Linked DNA regions of Mus musculus: regions 2 and 3 are each linked to region 1. The links are chromatin loops, found by intact Hi-C in ENCODE. Cell type or tissue: left cerebral cortex. All regions are shown on one strand. Region 1 overlaps Pclo (piccolo (presynaptic cytomatrix protein)). Region 2 overlaps Pclo (piccolo (presynaptic cytomatrix protein)). Region 3 overlaps Pclo (piccolo (presynaptic cytomatrix protein)).

Region 1 (8,000 bases):
TTACTTATAAGTATATGGATGAATTCACAGAAATGAAGTTATTAAAGATGACTTATCATTGATGTGTGAGTTCTCAGATGTGTTCATGTCAGTTACCTAGATAACCTGCTTAACCATCAAAAGAAAGAGGACAAAGAATGAAGCAGAAGGTTTTGGTAATTATCTTAGTATTGATAAAATAATTCTCAGGTAGTAAGTGCTAGGTAGAGTAAAGTAGCATTTTAATAGGTTGCTATTAGGGACTAGAGAGAAGGGATCTATGGAATGACCAAGAAACTCTTTGAATTGAAAAATGATACCATGTTTGATTTTCTGGGTCTGGATTATCTTACTCAGGATGATTTTTTTTTCTAGTTCCATTTATTTACCTGCAAATTTCATGATTTTGTTTTTTTTTTAAAGTGGATAAATAATACTACATTTTATAAATATAGCATACTTTCTTTATCCATTCATCTGTTGAGTGTCATCTAGGTTGTTTCAGTTGCTGGCTATTGTGCATAGAGTAGCAATTAGTATGTGTGAGCAAGTGTTTTTGGGCTAAGATGGAACACCTTTAGGTATGTGCTGAAGAGTACTATAGTTGAATATTGAGGTAGATGGATTCCCATCTTTCCGGGGAACCACCACACCGATTCCCGTAGTGGCTGTATAAGTTTGCATTCCCACTAGCAATGGCTATGTGTGCCCTTTACCCTAGATCTTTGCCATCCCCAGCTGACACTTGTTTTATTAATCTTAGCCATTTTGACCGGTGTAAGACGAAATCTCAAAGTAGTTCTGATTTGCATTTCCCTGATGGCTAAGAATGTTGTACATTTCTTTTAGTGCTTTTTGGCCCTTTGAGTTTCCTCTTTTGCAAGTCCTCTTTTTAGATCTGCACCCCATTTTTAAAATTGTATTGTTTTCTTGACATTTAGTGTTTTGAGTTCTTTACATATTTTGAATATCAGTCCTCTATCAAATATAGAAATAGATAAACCCTTTTTGTCCGTTTGCATTGCCCGAATGGCACTGTACTTTGTTATGCTGAAGCTTTTCAGCTTTATGGGGTCCCGTTTATTAATTGTTGATCTTAGTGCTTGTGCTAACAGTATTGTGTTAAGAAAGTCTTTTACTGTGTCAATGAGTTAAAGACTATTCCCCATTTTCTCTTGTATCAAGTTTACTGTATCTAGTTTTATGTTCAGGTCTTTGAACCACTAGGAGTTGAGTTTTATGCAGGTGATGAGTATAAATCTATTTGTCTTCATGCTGGCTGCTTCTGTAAGCTTTTATTTGGGGAGAATATAATATATGATTAGGAATATGAAGTATTTTACTCTGAAGTCAACTTTGTAATATATGTGTGGGTTGGATGTGAATATGGAGCTTTCAGTATCTGTTTTGAATCTAGAAAATGTTAATTTCACATGATTGAGCCTAATATGCTAATCCATTAACAAACCACAAAGTAAACATGATAATCTGTTAACAAGCCACAAAGTTAACAAACCACAAAGTAAAAATTCAAATAGGAACCAGAATTTTTTAAAGCTTGCAGAAGCTTTGATTTAAGTAGTTTGATGTTCTGATTGTATTCTGAATGGAAAAATTACATGATATATAAATTGTCCTCTGGATCGGGGAAATATTATGAAGATAGAATAATAATAAAAAGGGATGGGGGAGGGGCTGGAGAGATGGCTAAGTGGTTAAGAGCACTGACTGCTCTTCCAGAGGTCCTGAGTTCAATTCCCAGCAACCACATGGTGGCTCACAACCATCTGTAATGAGGTCTGACGCCTTCTTCTGGTGTGTCTGAAGGGAGCAATGGTGATGTACTCATATGCATAAGATAAATAAATAAATCTTTAAAAATAAGAGATAGGGGGTAATAATAAAAATGGGATTGAATGTGATAGTTAAAGTTTTATGTTTTTTTAAAGAGGTCTGATATCCCCTTCTTTATAGAAGGTGCATTTAGTTCACCTGAAAGGCAGTTGTTAGTGGGCTATTGGTACATTGTGACTGAGAACACTCTGAAATAACTGACAACAGAAAATGAAGGAGTGTGCGATTTAAATATACTAAAGGACAGTGCTGTATACTCTATTTTTAATGAAACTGTATAATAGTATTAATGATGATCGATAGTTGTTGTGTTCATTTGGTCATTCTTTGTTTCCTGAATTATTTTAGTTTTGTAATCAATACTTTATTGGATTCTACAACCATTTAAATGAGCCATTGCTTATCTATAGAATTACAGAGAATAAGAACACAACATTATGTATTTTTATCAATGCTGGCTAGAATCATATTGTAATTAGGTGTGTGTGTGTGTGTGTGTGTGTGTGTGTGAAACTTTTTGAATTTTAGTAAAGTTTAATTTGGGGGCCACAGTATACTCTTTTGATGATTCAAGGCAATGGCTTGAAAGATGGATAGTATTTTCATTGAATATTTGCATTTGTTATGCTTCAGTGTTAAGTCAGGAAGCAAAAAGTACAGTTAGACATATATGTTTCCTTTATTGTTTATATGCCCAGCATTTGGAAGATAGATATCATTTAAATGTCTTATACGTGGAAGGCATTCTGCTACATGGTTATGGGACAGACATGTGACTAAAACAGGAATGCTGAACTTACCATGATTAATTAAAATATGAATAAAATATAACAATTAAAATAACACAGAATATGCATATAAATTATGTATGCACCTGTTCAGGTGATAGGAGTTATGAAATGTATAAACAAATAAATAGAGTAAACTTCTGAGAAGGAGGCATTCATTTCCAATGGATCAGGTTGAGGAAGGCTTCATGTAAAGGTTATCTTTTCCATGCAATGTATCAGGATAAATACTAGAGAATGTGCAGCAGGTTAGGATTTGACTAAGACCTGAACATAGAGCACTGTGTGTGTTGAGGGTATTAAGAGTAACTCAGGGAGTGGTGTGGTGGCTCAGTATATAAAGGCATTAACTATACTTGTTGTGCAGGCCTGGGGCTCTGAGCTGGGTCCCCAGATCACACAGTAGAAGGAAATTACTGACTCCTGAAAGTTTCCCTCTGATATGCATATATGCACTGTGGTATTCCCAGGCACTCTTGTAATTCAACTTAGTCCCCTATATGTAGAGTGGAAGGCCTTTAAACTACCTGCTCACTCCAGAGAGTGTTGAGATGGGAGCTATTCCAAAAACATCTTAAGAGTCCCTGGCAGCCAGCCTAGAGTTCTGGTATGGAGAGGAAGTCAGAGCTCTAGTTCTTCTTGATGCTCCATTAATGGAATTAATCAGTACAATGCAGGCTTGCTTTTGAGTCTGCTTTCTGGCACACACAGGACATCTACTTTCTAATTAGTGACAAATGATTGTTGTTATTTTTATGAATTTACTTTATCACTATCAGAGAATAATCTTAGGCAACACACAGTTGTAGACAGGTCTAACAGCTGACCTTCATACTGGACCATTCTTCTAACTCTTCTGAAATTGTATGATTGAAGAAAATGACTTATAATTTTCAGAACCTTAACAATAAACTAAATAGTAGTGATGAAATTGTTTAATTTAATTTTTTTTAGTAATTGTACATGGCTTTTGGTCAAAACTAGATGTTTAATTAAAGGAAAGCATGATGTTTCAAGATAAAAAAGAGCAAAAAAAAAAAAAAAAACAAACTAGAATTTTATATGTAGATTTGCAGGTAAACCCTATTCAAAAGATGAGACAGAACAAACATGCTTCATAGACTTTATATGGAGAAAGTGATTTCGCTAGTCATCCTGTCGTGGCAGGCCTGTCATTACTTCTAATTTAAGAGAAACTCGTGTGTGTGTGTGTGTGTGTGTGTGTGTGTGTGTGTGTGTGTGTGAGAGAGAGAGAGAGAGAGAGAGAGAGAAAGCTTGTGTGTATGTGCATGTATGTATATGAGTTTGTATGTGTTTATTTATATGTGTGTATGTGTGTAAATGTGTGTGTGAGTGTATTATAAACGTGTGTGTGAGAGTGTTAATGTGTGTGAGTTAGTGTGTATGCATGCTTGTGTGTGTGTGTGAGTGTGTGATTGTACATGTGTGTGTATGTGTGTCTGTCTGAAGAGCAGGGATTGTTAAGAAGTCCTGGAAAAAGAATAGGAAACAGCTATGGTAAACAAGAAAAAACTAGCTAACACGCTTGTGGTGCGGGAAGAACCGAAAGAGCTGTTCCGAAAGAGGAAGGTGTTTTGATTTTTTTGTTTGTTTGTTTTGTTTTGTTTTCAATTGCTTGCTGTTTTTAGCACAAAGATTTGTTCTTTGGCCCCTCCAAGTCTGAGTTAAATTGCTTCACAAACTCCCTTTATTCCCCTTTAAAAAGATGACCAGCTCACAAATGTTGATCACTTCCCTTATGGTTCCTTCTCTTGAAGTATTAAAATATAGCACCTCCAGAAAATACAAAAAAAGAACTGGTAATATAAGTTGATTGGGTGAAGCAGTCACAGGAAAAGATGGAAATTGTATGCATTTGAAGAGACAAGGAAAAACTGCACAATGAGATCTCAGAGGTCCTCTGAATCAGTAAATATAAAAATGTAGTGGGTTCATTGAGGTAACATAAATAAAAAATAAGATATGTGCCTCCCGAGAAAGATGTAAAAGGATAAGTCATTAATGATCATCACACTCAAATTTCAGTGGCAGATTGGAGATAAAAGGTGATGACCTGGAAAACAAACACTCATCCTCGCCCCAGATTACAGAACCAAAACAAACAAACAAACAAATAAAATAGAAATCAACAAAGTTCTTCAACAACTTGCTTAGCATCCACTAAGTTTCATGGATGTTCTAGATTCTGGACATTTGGACACAAACAAACTAGGCTAGAGTCTTTGCCTTCTGGGAGGGTATTCTAGTCAGCATCACAAATAACTAAAACATATGGTGTGACAGATGGTAAAAGTGTTATAAAGAAAATTCATTGCAGGAGGCTGTGTTATATACAGGAGAAGGATGGGGGTGAGAGCTTGTGGCTCCCTTTCTCTCAATAGAAAGTTAGTGTTTTAGGGTTAGTGGATGTCTTGGGTTATAAATGTTTTAATGAAGCAGATGAGATAGCTCAGTGGGAAATGTGTTTGCCACCAAGCGTGATGAATGGAATTCTAGTCCTGGAACTCCTATCTTAAAGGGAAAGAACCCAAAAGATGTCTTCAGACCTCTACACAGGAACCATGAGATTTGTATGCCATGATACACAATATAAATAAGTATTTAACAAAGTAAATCATAAATTTAACTGAAGTTCTAGTTATTGAGTGTAATTGAATGTGCATGGTGAAAGTGGTAATGCAAAGTAGAGCTGCATCTAGTAATGTGTAATTATATGCAAGTTTATGAATGGGATCAATGCATCATTCATAAAGTTCCCACGGAATTATTCCTAGGAATGAGTGACATCAAGTCATCTTTTGATAAAAGTCAGCATATACAGCAAGATAGAAACATTGAGCGTTGTAAATATATAACTTAAACATAAAATCAAAACTCATGACATTATAGCACTTCCCACCATAGAATGTAAAAGCAAGTTAGTAGTGTTGGTTCCAGAGTGCCTGCATCAGTGCAGAGGAAGGAGGCTTTTACTTTTAATGGTACATCTTTGTACTATTTTTATATATTCATGCCCAAACTAAAATCAGCACTTGGGTAATCTGAAGAGTTTGCTTGATCAGCATTATTGGTTAAAAAATGTATATGATGTTAAGGGCTTGATAAATTATTTAAATTCCATTTTATTTTAAAGAAATCCTTTAACCCTGGTGATTGTAGTGAACGGTTTTGGTTTCTCTTACTGCAATACCTACCTGGATAGTTTGTGAAGAGAGAAATTGTGTTTTGGTTCACAGCTTGGCAGTTTTATTTTCTGATGATGCTGGGCCTGTGGGTTGCAAGACATCATGGCAGGAACAGGTGAAGGAGCAGTACTACTCAGCTCATGGGTGGAGAGTGGAAGTCAGTGGGAAGGAGGGACGCGTTTTTCACTATATCCTTCATAGGAGTGGTCTTAGGCCCATCTCTGAGTTCCCATCACCTCTTAGTAGTTCCCTTCGTGAGGACCAGGCTCCTAACACATGGGCCTCTGGGAGACATTACAGATGCCAATTATAATAAGAATCTAATTGATGGAGTTAGGGGAATTTGTGGTTATGAAGAATATGAGATTTTATATTTGAAAATAACATGTTTACAATGCTGTGCAGTAGTACCTTTACTCATTATTCTTACATCAAAATTATATGTCCTTTAACTGGTATCATGTTCATTTGAAGTCTTAAGAGAAATGACATTTCATAAATCTAAGCACACGATTTTTGGAAGATACAAGGCATTTGCTTTGTTGCAATGACCTAGAAATTTCTACCTCTTTTTACCTTTAAAAGTAGAATATCTTGATTATAACAAAATGAGTTTGCCATTAAAACTAGTATTCTAATAATGTTTAACTTACCAGAAAGACAAGATTATTTAAAATTCTGTATATTTAAATATATTCAAAATATTCCACTGAATCCTATTCTTTTAAGCTGTCTGTCTGATCTTTTATTCCCTGAGTGTTCTGTTGTATACAGCTTCATGCTATACTTACAAGCTTATCCACTAGAAGTAAACCATTACATTTTGTTAATTTTGTCTTCTAGATGACTAATCATTTAAGATGTTTTTCTGAAGAGTTTGCTTTTATTATGTCTAGTTGGCTTATTATGTATTATTACAACTAGTATTATGGTCCATATAGTTTAGCAATGACAGATGTTGTTCTGTGAAAGCAGATAACTAAGGCTAATGAGGTCACTTATTGAATCAGTAAATAAGCTTAATGTAGTGAGTAATAGCAACACCTGGCTGTTCCTGTCCTTTGAGAAAGCATGCATTTGTAACATTTTAACTCATGTCAAATATTAATTGCCCTTGACAAGGCAACCTGTTACAGACAGATATTTCAGACTATTTCACTGAAGACAAATGTATAAAATAATCTATAATAACTTTATAATTTTCCATAAAGTCTAATACATGGATAGTATCAGATGATCTGAGGTCTAGTTTTAGCTCTCCCTTCATGCTTGGTATGGGAGTATAACTTTACATCCTGCCCTCTGCTGCTCCTTCTGGTCACACCCTCCATCAATTTTTCCTTCCTCCCCCCTCTTTCCTTGTCCTCCAGAATACAGAGGCCTCACTTTATATTCCCCCACCCTAGCACATCAAGTCTTTTGGGGGCTAAGTATATTGTGTTTTTCTAATAAAAGCATTATCTATAAAGTATAGTTCATAGAAATATGTTTGCATCATTAATTTATCAGTTAGAAGTTTTAGTTCTACACTTAAAACTTAGCAACACATTCAATTTATGTAAAACAAATAATTTAGTTGACAGGTGTCTTCATATATGAACCTGATAATAAGAATTCTTCGCTTGGATTGACCGGTAAAAAAAAAAAATACAAACACTAAGCTTCACTCCAGATTTCCTCTTGCTCTGTTATATTGACAGGGGAAGAAAATTTTAAAACATCAAAATAGAATGAATGATAATGAAAACTTAGATTAAATTTGTTTGAAACAATGGCAGAGTAATGTAATGCCCATGAATCAGGATTTAAAGCACCATTCCCCAGATCTGTGTCTGTGAATATGTGTTTATGTGCATCTGTGCGACAGCTGAATCCTTTACAGGTTAAAAGAGGCAAAAGCTCCCTTAGGGAAATGTACATTTTTATGATATATATATATATATATACACACATTTCTGACATCTTATAAACTGCATTCTTTCTTTCCAGGCCAATGCACACAAGGTGATCCCTAGAGCTTCTGGTTAAGTTCTTAGCAAGTATTGAGTTCATTTTTTTTTTTAATCAGTCCATGAGATTTTGGGTCTATTTCAATAGCGTGGCTTATCATTTCTTTAAAAAAATTAAATTAGATAATTATAAAATCATACAATAGGCTACAGTTGCACAAACA
Region 2 (8,000 bases), 280 kb after region 1:
ATTATGCCCATGTCCCTCTCTGTGTGGAAATTTGTTCTGGCTTGAATCACACAGGCTCTGTTCATACTGTCACAACAACTGTGAGTACATATGTGTAGCTGCTCTACCATGTCCAGAAGATACTGGCTCCCTGTGGTCAGCCACCAACTCTGGCTAGTATATGTTCTATGCCCTCACTTCAGCAATGATTTCTGAACATTGGGAGATGGGAATAAGAAATATTTGTCCCACCAAGGGCTAATCATTTTTCAATCTCCTATGCTCTGTGTCTTGGCCTGTTGTGGGTCTTTGTATTAATCACCATCTACCATAACTACACTTTTTTTTTTGAAGAGGGTTGAGAGGCCCATTAATCTATAGTTATAATGATAAATCTCGAAGAGCCAGTCTAATGCTATATCCATTTAGCAAAATAATAGTAGTAGGCAATTGTATATTCTGGCCCAGCTCTGAATCTTTATCATACTCTCTGCAATCTATTGGAACCAACTACAGAAAAGCAGTGATTAACAATGATCATTTGGAAATTTTAAAACGATATTAGATCTCCTGGTTCTATACATGCATTTACCAAATATTTTCTAAGCTTCCTTTTTACAACCATTGAATAAATGCAGACAATATGGAATATAATATTCAGTTTTTGGTGTAGTATTACCCCACACACTTATTTTTACTATTATTAATTTATCACTCCTACTGGAAATGCACTACTTTGTTTCCTTTGAGTTGGATTTTATACACTTATATATTATGCATTACAAGATGGGGATGTGGTAAAATGCTTCCCCAGCATGTAGGATGGTCTGGGTTCAACTTGTAGAACAACATAAATGCAGTATAAATGGTCACAACATTTGGATGTATGGGAGGGACGTGAGGACCAGAAGGTCAAGGTTGTTTGCCTTAGTGCCTTCTTAACTCAGCTTGAGGTATAGAAGAACTACTCTTAGATGTAAATAAATGAGTAATAATTATGGATTTCACTTAAGGATAACATCTCGATTATCAAAATATTTATTATGGCTGTTTCTAGAAGTATTTTCCTATCAGCTGGCATACTGCCAAGCAGTCTCCTTTTTTTTCTGTATTTTTTTTTCTTTCTGATTATCAGTTGTCAGAAATACATGTCTGGAACTGTAATTCAAGGATATTATGAGGAAAACATGAGAGATAATATTTCTCCGAACTCAAATCAAATCAATATTGAAAAAATTAAGAGCAACCCATGAAAGTGAAACTGTAATAGTATCGCAATTAAATATGATCTTCTTAGCATCTGTCTTTTACTGACAAAAATATTGAATGAAAGTCTTAGTGAAAAACCAAAAGTGTACTTGACATAATCTTGCTTCATTCTAGTCACCTGAATGCAGCTAAAATTATTAGATTTATTCAAGATAAAATAAATTGACTTTCTTGATCTTATTTAAGGTATCTCAATCAAACTTTATTCTACTATGCATTACAAGATTCTAGGGCTAATTTAAATTGTGTTTAGGGTTTTTGTCTTCCCAAATCAGCTCTGAATTAAATGTTTCACAGAAAAGGAAGACATCTTAAAAGAAAAATTATAGCAGGGCAGGAAGTTTGAGGTTAGGCTGGTCTAAACAGAATGAGTTCCAGGAAAGTCAGGGCTATGCAGAAAAACCTTGTCTCAAAAAGCAAAAACAAAAACAGAAAGAAAAATTTTAAGATAAAGGCAATTACTATATTATATAAGCCATAGTGTACAATTTATATTAGAAAAGCTCCTCACTGTCATTTTATTAAATTAACATCACTCTCATTTTTTTACTTTAAAGCTTACTCTTAATTCTTTACTCCAAAGGGATCACTGGTTCTGTTTCTCTAATGCCAGATTGAGTGGTTAGTGAGTATCGGAAGTCCCTGCCAGTTAATGGTAGTGTTGCGTAAAAACAGAGCAAGTTGATCATTCAAATATCCGAAAATTTCCATTCATGAAGACAGTATGTATGGAAACAGGGACACGTAAACATGATTAAGTGTGTTTCCAGCTTCCTGGACAGTATCAAAGGATACTTTTTATCTCCATTTCCATCTCTAGGAGACACTCTGTGAATATGGAATAACTTATGTTTTCCATGTTTATAAGGAGAAAAGACAGCAGAACTTCACGAATCACGGTTTGCCTAGTGATATGAATAACATTAGTCATTATGTATAAAGCTCTTTATACAGTCAATCAGTGTTTTTTAAGATGTTTCAGTGGCATTTTCATTTCAGTTGTTCAACTCCAGGATTTACAAGTGATTGAGTCAGGTATCAGGGGCTTATTTTCAATAATGTTCATTGTGAAAATTTGTGGGACATGTGACCAACTGCAAACAACAGTGTGGACGCTTTCTGTGCCAGCTTCTAATTCATAAACTACAAAAAATGTTTCAAATTTTTATTTAAAAAATCAGTGAATTGATTTGAGATTTATCTTCTAAGATATAAAATGAAGTATCTCTCCTTGAATTAATAACCCTGAACTGTAATTAAAAATATTTAAAAATGTGTTCAGACAAATTCAAAGGGAGACATACTGAATAATCCTAGTTGTATTTGAACTTAAAAGCTGATATTTTCAATTCCATATTCAATAAGTGTTTTAGAAAGTGAGATAAAACTGCAAAACCCTTCAGAAGAGTAGGTACAAAAGCTGATGGCAGCAGAAACATGGAGGGAGAAACAAAGGAGGGAAAGAGTGCAGGAAGGAAGGGAAGAAGGAAGAAAGGGGAAGAAAGAAAGAGAGAAAGAAAGAAAGAGAGAAAGAAAGAGAGAGAGAGAGAGAGAGAGAGAGAGAGAGAGAGAGAGAAAGGACGGGAGGGAGGAGGAAGGGAAGGAAGAGAGGAGGGAAGGAGGGAAGGAAGGAGGAAGGAAAAACAAGAGGAAGAAAGGGACAAGGGAGGGAGGGAAGGAGGCAGGGAGGAAAAAGTCTCTAAAACAAGTTTTTAAAAAAGAATTCTTAGAACACATAGTTTCAGAAATAGATTAATAGTTCTGTTCTATCATTATACTACTATACGAAAAAAATTGGTTCATTTCTTGTAATCTCAAACATAATTAAACTACTACAGACTGTGTCTGTAAAGATAAGAGATAGAGTTGAATAAGGCAAGTAATTCAGGAACTTGCTATGAATTACCAGCATATGAAATTGTTTTGGAAATATTTGCAAATAAGTCTTTGCTGCACCAGCTATAAGACCAGAGATACAAAGTTCTGGGCAGCAAGGCTAAATCTACAGAATGTAAAGTCTATGGAAAAACAAACAAACAAAAATCTCAAGGTGTTTTTTTTTGTGTGTGTGACAACTAATTGTAATATAAAAGAGAATTAACAATTTTAAGTCCTCTCATTAAGTGTAAGATCTAGTGAGTCATTAGTCTTTGCAGAAATTAGTTTTCCTAAAGGTAAATAAATGATGGTTCTGGAGTAGGTGACCTTTGGCGTTCTTAACCAGTTCCTTATAGGATTGCCGAGGTCTCTGAGCGTAGCGCTGCCATCTAGTGGCAGCTAAAGTGATAGCTTTGCATAGTCAAGACTACTGGAGAGGGCGGGGCATTCCAGTAGAGAAAACTAGTTAAAGACAAACGTGCAGTCAAAGAGACAGTATCATATTTAATTAGGATTAGACACCAAGAAGTAATAAAACATAACAACATCAAAACATAAGACAGCTAGAGACAATGAAGAAGTTAAAGAATATTTTTAAACGTTTTGAATTGTCCCCAAGAAGGTAATTACCTGAAATGCCTCCTCAATAAGTGTCAAAAAGGAATGGACCTTTTCAGATATTGTCCTGTCTACATCAGCAACCTTTCCCATCATAGGTGTACACCAGTCAACCTTCCCAGAAGTGGATAACTTTTTTTTAGCACAGTTAGCATTTCAAAATTAAGCTAGATATTTAAAACTGATTCTTAAAACTATGTTTGGTATTTTTAATTCTTTTTCAATTATCTTGTGAAATGAAAACATAACAATATTCACGATTTGCAGTTGTCATCTCGTGACTTATTGTGGAATAAACTCTTTCTAGATCATTCTGAACTATGGCTGGCTGGTTCAACTCAGCTGTTTTGGCTTGAAACTCCTCTCCAAACTGACTGATTCAATCTAGACCCCCTCCCTCCCTCCTTCCCTCTCTTCCTCCTTCTTCCCTATTCTCTTCCTCCCTCCCCTCTCTCTCTCTCTCACTCGCTCGCTCTCTCCCTCCCTCTCTCTCCCTCCTTTCCCTCTCTACCTCTCCTCTCTCTCTCCCTCTCTCTCCCCCTCCTCTCTCTAGCTCTCTCTCCCTCTCTCTCTCTCCCTCTCCCTCCCTCTCTCTCCCTCCTCTCTCTCTCCCTTCCTCCTCTTTCTCTCTCCCTCCTCTCTCTCTCCCTCCTCTCTCTCCCTCCTCTCTCTCTCTCTCTCTCTCTCTCTCTCTCTCTCTCTCTCTCTCTCCCCTCTCCCTCCCCCGCCCTGTATGTGTATTCCTCTCTCAAGCTGCTTCTCTTTCCTATCTGTTCTCATAAAAGTTGAGCATTTCCAATTTCTGACTCATTCTTTCTGTGCTAATTTCTTTCTAATTCTTTGTCTTTTCCTCAATTAGATGTCATTGTTTGGGATTAAAAGTGTATACTCAGGGTATATGTCTATTCCAGCCAGGTCACACAGACCTAGAATGTCTTTGGATATGATCCCCTGCCAGAGCAGCCATTTTGCTGGATTAAAATCCCTCTACAGTAAAAAGACCATTTTACTATGCAATATAGAGGTGCATATCTTTATGGACAGTATTATATGATTTCTGAAACTCTGCTTAAAAGAATTGGGTGGAAAAGTTGAGGTAGACTATTTTAAGCTGATATTTTTAAAATCATAAAATAATGAAAGACTGAGCTTTTAATGGTTCTGTTAGTTCAGTCGAAATGCAGAAAAACAAAGAAATACTAGACTGAAATCAAATTCAAAGCCCTTTGTCTGTTTAGCAGAATAAGAAATGAATAAAATCTAGTATTTGTAATGATGATTGCTCCTACAAAACTTAACTATGCATATTATTTTCTTTCACCATTCCAACATAAATATTCATATGTCATACATGATCTGTTATTAGTGTTTGTTATATAGAGAACGAGGCCTTTCAGCATTTACTATATGAGCAATAAATATCTTCTTCATTCAAACCAATTTTTGAGGTCATTAGAATTAAAATCTAGCTGGCTGATTATATTTTTCCACATGGAATACCAGATTAAAAATTGTCAATATTTATTTTAGTAAGCTACAAAAAGCTTAATAAGCTACAAAGGGTTTTTATTTTTTGACAAAACAAAATTAGCATTCTTCTAAATCGGATGTGACTTTTATTTAGAACTGTGTATAATTTCTTTAAAACATACTATGGTTAAAATGTGAAGTACTTCTGGGTTATTCTTCATGGCATCCTCCGTGTTTGGTTTAGCAACACGGACATTGCTATTCATTTATTCACTTATTCCTTCATTTGTTCATCAGATAATACTTGATCACTGTTTAAAGTCAAATGTCTAAGGGTTACCAATGGTGTAGCATTAATGTAACAAGTGTTATTCAGACTAGAAAGTGCTCAGCTCCATAAGTGATCCGTGATCATGTACAATGGATCCTGAAGATTTAGGAGCTGTTCTGATGAAGAGAGAAATGCAAATGCATGAAGCAGCTTATAACTGAGGTTGGCATGTAGACATATGTTCTATAAGGTAGCAGTTCTGTATGCAGTGTGCTTGCTCTTGGATAAAGACTATTTTGACAAGTAAGGTTAAATAGTTTTAAATTATCATCTTTATTACCACTGCCTTTGAAAACAGTACAATGAGGATTGTTTTTTCATTAGTGAATTTCGTGTTTCTCTTTCAATGTTGTACTATCCACTATCAAAAACCTACAGGACTAGATTATTTAATGTCAATTTAAAGCATGACAACTTTCATTTATCTAAATTAATGGAATAGTCTGAATCATTATTCACTGACTATGTGCTTTACTGTATACATATTCATAATTTAATATTCTAGTCATAATGCCTTCATATTTTAAATGGCCCATTTAAAATATTTCTTTAACACTAAATATGCAGTCTGGGTTTCTTTTACATAAACTGAATAAAATATTTAGCAAAAATTAGACCTGTTATTTATACAAATCTATTCCTAAATAGGTAACTAGTATTTTATTGGTGACTGCCACTCCTAACTTCATTTAAGCAGCAGTTTTCAACTTATACATATCAATAAGGAACTGACTTTTATGAAAATTTCTTCCTTGTTCTCCAGTTCTGGGGAAGGATTCCTACCATCATTGGAATAGATATATAATTATTTGGTAGCTTGTAAGGACATCTCATTGATGTAATGGAGACAGAAAGGTGTAGAGGTAAAGCTAAACACTTTACCAGACCTGACAATAGCTACCCTACCTGTCATCAGTTTCCTAGGCAATTTCTTTAAGTTTTCATTGTATTTGACTTTACCAGTTAGAGGTTTTCAAGGCTAAGAATCATCATGTTCATATATATTATTAAGAAATATACAATTATACTGCACAATATAAAATGATTGTTAACCTTTCACCTATTGGCATTCAACTCAGAGACTATATTGATGGAACAGGGCTATGCTTATAGAGGAAAAAGATGTTAATCTTGTAGCTTCTAACACATCTATGCTTAGAACCCAAATAACTTCATTGTCAAAGACCAGGTAAGCTGAAAGACACCAGTGAACAGTCAGAGACTGTAAATCCCAAGAAAGAAGAGCTGGGAGTTTGCCAATTAAGAGCACTGGAGGAAGGTTACAAACAACTGGGATCCTGTATTATATCACTTTTCATCTCCATCTTTAAAAACTCATCATTAGTGATGACATTGTTTCACACACAAAAGCTCAGATTTAGCGTATCTACAGAGTGAGTATATATAGATCAGAAAGGAAAAAAAGTCACTCTCTCTGGCAAGGGATGAACATCAAGAACTTCAAATTAATAATGCCCTCCTCACAAAGTGTGAGCCAACACTGTCTTTCTTCTCTTCCTTCTTTGTGCATGGCAGTCCCCTCCCTGACTCACTTCAGGCTAGAGTTCTGCCCAGTTTGAAGGCTATGCTCCTAGTGCATAAAGTACAGCACAAATGTCCCTATGGACACATGGTCTCATACAAACAAAACTCAAACTCATGAAAATGCTGAAACAAGACCCCATATCAATTACAAAATACCTAAAGGAAAGAAACACCTTTAGATTGAAATCAGAAATTAAAATACCAGGAGAATTGATCAAGCCACATGTGAACTATCTATTCGGTCATGCATTTCCCTTCTATGGAGACTATCTGGTTATTGACTAGTAATAGGTAAGCAATTACCCAATTTATTTAATTCTGTTATCACTAGTACCAGAGTTTCCTAAAATATTTTCTGAGTCTCCCAAATTCCCCTTTGTTTGCCACGGCACTGTTGTAACGCTGTGCAAATAACAAAAACTGTGGGAAAATGACATACTATCTGAGTCTAAACATGGAGATGTTTCTCCCAGTAAATTTTTTTCATTCATAGTAAAAATGTGAAGGAATTCTCTATTGCCAGTGTGCATTTCTAACTAAAGAGATGAAAAGGAAAGGCAGATCGAGGGAGGGAGAATATGTTTGTTTCTGCCAGTCCTTTCTATGACTATTATGCACTTATGTGATTGTACATTTGGAGGGGGAAAGTGTGGCTCACTTGTTGACTGTGGTGTTGACTCTCCCCACGTCATGCAGCAAAGCCTACCAACCACCGGCCTGCAGAGACCTCCGTGTCCACTGGCTCCTCGGGCAGCAGCGTTGGCAGTGGGTATAGCGTGGACAGTGAAGGAAGCAGCTGTGTGGCAGGGGAGCCTAATCTACTTCCTATCCCAAGGATGTAAGTGGTACTTTTCTAAAAACAAAAGTACAATTTTAACAGCATCGTGAGTAACTCATTCTTAACATTTCA
Region 3 (8,000 bases), 170 kb after region 1:
GAGAGATTCTCCCATTACCCCTACCCCAGACAACTCAGATTTCCATTTATTGTCTTGGTGCTATGGCCCTCTCTCCTGTCTCCCCACACATGATTCAATCTTCCTCGCTTATGCCTTCCTTCTTGTTTAACTTCTTTGTGTCTATGGAGTATAGCATGGGTATCCTGTATTTTGGGGCGAATCTCACTTAGAAGGGGAAATAAAACAGTGATAGGCAGATGGAGGGAGGGAACAGAGTAGGAGAGGGGATGGGGAAGGGAATGGGGGAGGAGTTCAGGAGGGATGGCCAGATGGCCATGAGAGTGAATGGAAATCTACAGCTAACAAGATGAGGAGGTGAGGGCCATCTCCAAGATGAGACAGAAAGCTGGAATAGAGGAGGCACCAAGAATCAGTGGGGGTGTCCTTAGCTGTGACTCACAGAATTGGGGCTATGGAACCTGAAGAGACCACTCCTGTAACCAGGCAGGAACCCAATGGAGAAATAGTTCTGATGGTCTCATATTGCACTGGCATCTTTTGATTATGTTCTTGCAGGGTCTTTAGCTATCTGGTTGCCTCTGGTGTTGGCTGGCCTGGTAGACACTGGCAGTAGTAAGTCACTGGGACTGGTTGTCCTGGATAGCAGCAGGCACCCCAAAATGCAGTTTGAGCTGTGAGCTGGGGTATGAGATGCAGGTCCTTGATTGCAGGTGGTAGAATGAACCAGAAGATGGAGCTTGTTGTCCTGGGTGTCCCCGGTGGGAGGTGTGGACCAGAAGATGGACTCTGATAGGATGAAGTGGAGCTCAAGGCTGCTGGGCTTGCTGGGGTTCAAACTGGTAGGAGGATTAGGGCATGGATGTTGTTACTGGTGGGAGAAGGCCTGCCTGGAGACAGTTGGAGCTTCGGAATGGAGAGTGGGGTGCCAAGATGCTAATGCAGGTACTATTGAGTCCACTTTTGTTGTTTGTGTGGTATGTCTTCAAGGATGACCACTCTATATTCGACTACCAATAAGAGAACTCATCTCTAGGAGATGCTTGCATTCCTTTTTGGCAGTCACTAGTTACCTATAGGTCTAGTGTTTGGACCTGCAAAATGCCCTTCCTTTCCCATAAGCATGTACATTGATACTGCCATTGTTCTGTGCATTTTTTTTAAACCACAGTTCCTCAGAGACTGTTTCACTAGAACTGACCTAAAACTAACCTAAGACTGTTTCAAAGCCGACTTCTTGATATTATGGCTCTGACAATCTTTCCTCCCCTTCTTCCCTGATGTTCCTAAATCCACAGGACTTGCAGGGGTTTTCTCTTAGATGTATTTGTTGAGGATGAGCTGTTATAGCCTGTTGATCTCTGATATGTGTCCAGTTGTGGGATTTCCGTGATGAACTCCATTTGCTGTAAAGAGAAGCCTGTTTGATGAGAGGTGGGAGCTACACTTACCTTTGGGTAAGGATGAGTTTTAGATTATAATCAGCAATCATGTCAGTCTACAAAGTGATGGGACTAGACTCTTTTCTAAGGTCTCCATAGTCCCAGGAAGCTAAGTTTCCAGTACCACACCAGAGTTTCCTCCTCTTGAGTAGGCAGTCAATCCAGTTTGACATCTCTTCATTTCTGTCAGCATGTGAGTGGTACTTATTACATCATTATTGCCATGCTGGTAGTTTTGGATCATGAGTGTTGCAGCTGAGTGGGACTATTCAATTGCTTTCCTTTCTTGCCCACTTTATTATATTTTCTAGAGCCGTGCAAACTAGACAGCAGGAAAGGAGTTTTCAGGTCAGATTCAGATTAAATCATCTGAGGCTTGTGTCATAAGTGCACTGTGTCTTCAGCAGTGACCCTGGATATTTAATTAAGAACCCAAGGCTTGACTCTCCTCTTTTAGAAGCACCTCATGACCCAGCTCAGTCTCACCTATCAGAGAAGGAGGTTGTCACGGTAACAGAAGATCTTAATCACTTGAGCTACAGGGAATTAGTTGTTTTAAGCCATGCTTTGCCACTAAAGACAACCTTAAAAAACAAACAGCAGCCTGGAGTCTACAAAGGTGGAAGCTTCTATTTGTCAAAATAGATGGTCTGCTTGTCAGAATAGCATAAGACCAAATTATTGTCAAGGTACACTTTACGTATATACCAAGAGGTTTGATAATATAAAATATAGTGAGTATATTATTTATTTATATTTATTTATTTATAAGAAATACTCCAAAGTTCACCTTAAGATATAAATATATAAGAGAAGGAGGTTTTGTTTTTTTCAGATAGAAAAAGTTATTTGTAGTTGATACCAGTTGGGAAAGAATACATTGGTTTTCTCCAATGGAGTGATTCTGGGTATTTCAACCCCACTCCAGGACAGGCTTATGCTTAACTCTAGAAAATGGCCATTTCCCAATCAACCCTTGCAGTATCAGTGATGAGTTTTGCATCTGTAAGGTTAATCTAACACCAGGGACTCTGGTCCTTCATTATCTTCAAGTTCGAAGCCAGCAATCACTTATTTCCATCCCTGCTGTCTTTCATTCATACAACTGTTCTCTGTCCTTAAGTCCTATGAACCAGACACATTCTTGATTCCTGGAATCATGCTGTTTATGATTATCGTGGAGTCCTTAACCTTGGCAGGGAGAACGTTACCCAATAACCTTGGCAGGAAGAGCATTCTCTGAAGAAAGAGCATAAAGTAAAATACGTACATTGTTATACAAACAAGCTTTACACCTACCACAACTGTCAGCACCCAAGAAAACCCATGTCTTACTGGCTCTGCTCCAGGGACAGAAACTGTGTCACACCATCCCGTTTGTGGCCATGCTGAACCTGGCAAAATTCTTAATATCACATATATGTGCTATATCTAACCACCTAGCTTTTAAAGGCATATCATTGTTTGATACTTGACTACTTGATGATTATGGTGTGTTTTCCTATCTTATCTGTATTTCCATCTCATCCATTCTGTACTTAAAGCAAAATGCTTTTCATATGTAAGTGATATCATTCCAGTCAGTCTTTCTCAGTATTTTCCACTGTGGTTATGTTGAGCTTATAATTAAGCAATATGAATAGCTAACAGGAAGCTGCCTGATGGTTCAGACCTATCACACGCCATGGCAATTTCTTGCTTTGTATCCTTCAACTGGAGTCAGTCCTCTGAACAACATTCTCATCTGTCTCTGGTCCTATATGTGTACAGCAGTAATAAATGTTTATAACCAAATGGTTTTTAATATAATGTGTGAAAATGTCGGAAATATTATGAAAAATAGAACCACTAAATATAACTAATATTTTAAGAAATGAGGAAAAAGATTGCCCAAACCCAATACTGTTGGATTGGCCTCATTTTCTATGATATTATTTCAATGTCTTAAACAGTATTTCTTGCTTTTTTAAGTATAGAATGCTTCAAAATCCATCCCTTATTTTTCATTCAGATTTCCTTTTATTCCTACTGTGTCACAACTAAAAGTTCCATATGGTCTTTGGTTTTGACATCTGTTCTACCATAAGAACCTAGTATAATGTCTGTCTTCTCAGGGAACACACTCTAAGAATTATGTAAGTGAAAACATTTAAAAGACCATTATGTTTAAATTCCATCAATGACATGCTAAAGGAACCAAAATATTTGTAAAATATTCTTAAAATTTTAGGTGAGATAGTACATAATCTAATAACTAGTTTTGAGAAAGATTAATGTTAGAAATTTACAAGTAAAAAAAACATTTACCACAAAAGTCTAAGTCTTTGTACTAAACTTTTGCCATTTGAGCATTAGTTTTGACTTTTGTAGTGAACTGAATGCTTGTTGCTGTTATTGGTGGTAGTGGTGGTGGTGGTGATGATAGTGATGGAGATGATGATGATGATAACTTTGTTATAACTTTACCTCAGTTTCAATCAGTATTTTTTATTGAATTTATAATAGCAATTTTCCAAAGATATTCCCTGATAAGTGTGTATTGCTATATCATTTCTGTATATAGAATCTTCAGTGACTCTTCTTGTTTACATGATTCAATCTAAATTTTATCTGATTGCCTCCCTCTTTTTTTATGCATTATGAACATTTGAATATTCTGTGGTCAGTATTGTAGGTCCCATGACACTTGTGTATCCATATGCTCATGCCTTTGTCCATGGATTTTACCGCCCAGCACTCTTTCTTTATAGACCTTGGGTTTCTTATGAATGTTTGGGACTGCTGCACAAGTTGCCTCTCAACTACAATATGTATATCAATCATTCTGAAATATAAATTCCTTATTTTATATTCTGAGAAGAAAGTAGGAGCTTTCTTTCTAAAATGGGTTGTGTTAAATTATAGTCTATAGCGAAACATTTCTATTTTTTAAGCTGCATAATCTTTAAGAAACAAAAGCCATACACTTATATAACCATAGAAGATGGAAGGAAGTAAAGATTTGTCAAATACTTACCAGATAGGTGGACAGGCTGATAATTATAATTCCTCTATCCCAAATATTTATTCACTTAACAGACTCTTATGACTCCAATTCATTCATTAAGAGTTATTTCTTTGAAACTACCTTCTGAAATTTAGGAGATACTCATAATGTTCTGAGAATAAAATGGAAAGCAAAAATTATTTAGATCAGTATGCAAAAAAATTGAAATGAAAAATGGTCACTTTTCCGTACTTTCCCTTCACAGTTTGGACTGACTTCCTCTTAACCACTAAGTATAAAATATATTTTATGTTATTTTATATTACTGTATGTGAACATAATCTTAATTCATGAGTATTATTTATTATATACTTGGGTTTGCATTTGTGTTGTAGATTACTATCTTCTTTTAAAATTTGAACTTTACATAAATCACATTGCACTTGAACAACAATATTAAACAAACACAGATTGAGGGTCATCTCTGCCATTTATTATTGATATAATCTTGACCAAGTTGTACAAATCACTAAAATAGCAAGTATCTGACACATAGAGTTGAAAATATCCTCCCTCTAATAAAGTTCCTTTGGAGATTTGTTTACATATTATACATTAAGCTCTTAGTAACACACTCAATACACAGTAAGCTTTGATATAGTTTGCACATTAATCTTAGTTATTACTATTGAAACAGTCTGTTCTTCCTAGGTAGCTGATATCATTATATAAAACTTATGTCAGCTTGCTCTTGGAACTTTTATATCTTTTGATAATTTCCTGTTCCTTGCTCTCAAAACACAGAATTTTATCTGCTGTGTGCATCTTTGAAGAATACTCTTTCTCAAAACAGTAACCTCTAAAACACAAGTCAGTCTGGCATAATTACAAACAGAGAAGTCACTGTATCCCTGGGTTTTTTTTCCTCCCTTTTGATTTTAAATCTAGCATAACTGCCCTGGGTAAAGAGAACTTTCTGAGAATATTGGTGTCTCCAAATCTGCTTCTGTCTAATACTGACACAGTGTGTGGCAAGCATAAGGGGTGTCCCTGAGCTTCTCCCATTGTACTTCTGAAGGCCTCTGGTCGTGCCACTCCAGAACAGTGTCACATTATATTCATTTGATCATGTGTTAAAAAAAAAAAAAAGCCTCTGTTTTGTATGGCAATTCTGTTCCATGGTTTTAACTAATTTAATTTACATATTTGATTTTTTAAAAACAGTTTCTTTAGTGATGTAAATAATTTTTTCTAATATTCCATTAGGACTTTCCAAATCAGGCCAGATCACACTGGGCTTGGTAATGTATATACTTGGGAAAAAGAGACAGGACAACCTAGATTTCTAAGGTATCCTTGTAAAATTGGAAGCTATCTTGTGCTACATGTGACATTGTCTAACCAAAACAAAACAAAACAAACAAGCAAGCAAGCAAAGAAACAAAACACCCCCACACACCAAAAAGCTTAAATCACTATAAAAACTACAATGAATTTTACTGATTGGATTAACCTTTACAGACATATTTTCTCATTGGCAGTAATTTAATTGTTTAAGATATTATTTTCTTTATCATATATTTATAGTAAATGTAACTAGTATATTGAGCTTGTAGTTTGTATTAATAACATCATCATTTAACATTGTTTAAATGAGAAATAAAGCATGGGCATATTATTTCATATGTAGTCTTGATTATAAATTTTTTAAACTGAAACAAACATACATTTATCCTGCCCATCCTTAAAGTCATGATAGAATACTAGTACAAATAATTAGCCTTTTAATATAAGTCCTGATTTTACAAATAAGACTCAACATTAATTTATATTTTAGCTTTGAAATGAAAATTTAATTGACCTAATTTTTAAAAAATAATTATATCACCTAAACTAAGATTTCGTATTTTGGTATAGACATTATTCTTACCTTTTAAACAGGCAGAATGAAGGTTAAAAATATGGATCTTATTCAGTTTTCTCTGCATTCCTATTCATGACAAATGTCCCTGACCACCTACTTTATGAAAAAAGTGGCTTATTCATATGGATTTGTGAACTTGCAGGACATGGCATTGATCTCAGGCAATTTGATGAGGAACACATACATCAGGAAAGGGTTATAAGGATAAAGAAGAAGCTAGAGAGGCTAAAGACCTACAGTTGCTTCTGGTAGTATGTCCCCAGTGGACCTAAGGACTTCCCACTGACCCCACCTCATTAAGCTCCACACTGTCTCTTCATTGTCATCTAAGAAGCAAGCCTCTCAATATGAGCCATCATGACCCAAGTCATAGCGTATGATGTGCCCGTGAACACAGATACAGATTAAAACCCCACATGGTGGATGTGTGGAGGAAAGTGACAATATAGTTTCTAGTAGTTGATATCTATAAAGGTACAGTATATTACAGACCAGGTAGTAAAATGGAAAGCACTTTCACTAAGTACGATTTGAGGGACTATGTTGAGGAGGGAGAACTACAAAAGAAAAGTGAGTGACTGTGATTGTTAATGTTAATTATCAGCTTGACCATCTAAAGTCACTTGAAGACTTCAAAGCATGCGTGTAGGGATACTTCCAGCACCTACTGCTTTGACTGCTAGACAATCAAAGTATACCCTTGAACTGTGAGCCATTAAACACCATTTCTCCTTTACCTTGCTTTTGTCCAAATATTCTACCACAGCAAATAGAAAAACACTAAAATAGTGACCATATGGAAGATCTTTGAATTCTATGTGGAATAATTTTGTTGCCATGGAATTCCAGTAGAGAAACTTGGAGATTTAGAAAAAGTCCTCTCAGAGATGGCCTAATGTAGGGAAACCTTCTAGAAAGCCAGTCTGGTGTAGTTACGAAATTATAAGACACTAGATGAGCAAAATTTGCTTCAATTTAAAGTCAGGAACTTTTGCAAAGATTACTCTAGGAAATGTAAATGATCTTACCAGTTGAGAGGTAACTAATATGCTGATACAAGACAAATAGTTATTTTCTGTACAGTAAACAATTAATCTTGAGGATTGTATATGTGATTACAACTTCCTATCATTTTGTTGCTTTTTTAGTGACAGTTAAAAAGAGGTGCTATGTACTCTTTGCTTTTCTCAAAGTGCTGTCATTGATCATTATGGTTTCAGAAGGATTTTTGTCTTCTACTGAAACACTCTAAGTAAAATACCAATCTAATATCTGTTATAACATATCAGAGTTTTTAATTGAACTCTGTTTTGGCAGTGATAATAAAATATAGCAGTTGAAAGGAGAAAGAAAAAAGAAACTTAATGTGGCCATTAACTGCACAAAAAGCCTTAAAAACCATATGTATTGTTTTCATGAATGTTATAAAGACATCTGAATCAATAGAAAGGATCGGAGGGAGTGAGAGTGGGAGGGAAGGTAGAAATATAAATGCACATGAATACATCACCTTAACAAAACTTCTAAGCTCTTTCCAAATACTTTATACAGATTTGGGAAAAAAAAAAGAAATTAATCTCTATGGGACTTCCCATAAAATATAAGGCAATAAATGTCACACAGACTGGCATCTCTAATATTCTGTCCAGTGAGGTAGAAACTCGTTTTC

What was found. Hi-C counts contacts between places; a loop is a spot of excess contacts. Peaks named below come from ENCODE experiments on the same cell type or tissue, not always from the same donor. Only the 100,000 strongest peaks of a DNase experiment are listed, where the experiment ranks them.
Region 2: a loop joins it to region 1, with 2.2 times the contacts of the local background. A loop is called at or near these places in 3 of 42 quality-filtered maps.
Region 3: it touches region 1 in a loop (3-fold over the local background); 2 of 42 quality-filtered maps call a loop at or near these places.

What each region holds. Positions count from the first base shown.
Region 1 is chr5:14,523,040-14,531,039 of GRCm38, forward strand. All of the region lies in intron 2 of Pclo (piccolo (presynaptic cytomatrix protein)), which reads left to right. Among named protein-coding and RNA genes, the nearest start is that of Pclo, 12 kb to the left of the region's middle. In left cerebral cortex, no CTCF peak of the experiment used is centred here; DNase peaks (open chromatin) are centred at 3,181 and 4,968.
Region 2 is chr5:14,803,824-14,811,823 of GRCm38, forward strand. It overlaps Pclo (piccolo (presynaptic cytomatrix protein)), which reads left to right. Exons shown (of 25, transcript NM_011995.4): 21 at 7,787-7,928. Among named protein-coding and RNA genes, the nearest start is that of Gm52805, 98 kb to the right of the region's middle. In left cerebral cortex, a CTCF peak has its summit at 3,523 (motif pointing left); DNase peaks (open chromatin) are centred at 3,521 and 7,931.
Region 3 is chr5:14,697,620-14,705,619 of GRCm38, forward strand. The region is part of intron 6 of Pclo (piccolo (presynaptic cytomatrix protein)); the gene reads left to right. Among named protein-coding and RNA genes, the nearest start is that of Pclo, 190 kb to the left of the region's middle. In left cerebral cortex, no CTCF peak of the experiment used is centred here; a DNase peak (open chromatin) is centred at 3,464; H3K27ac peaks cover 634 bases.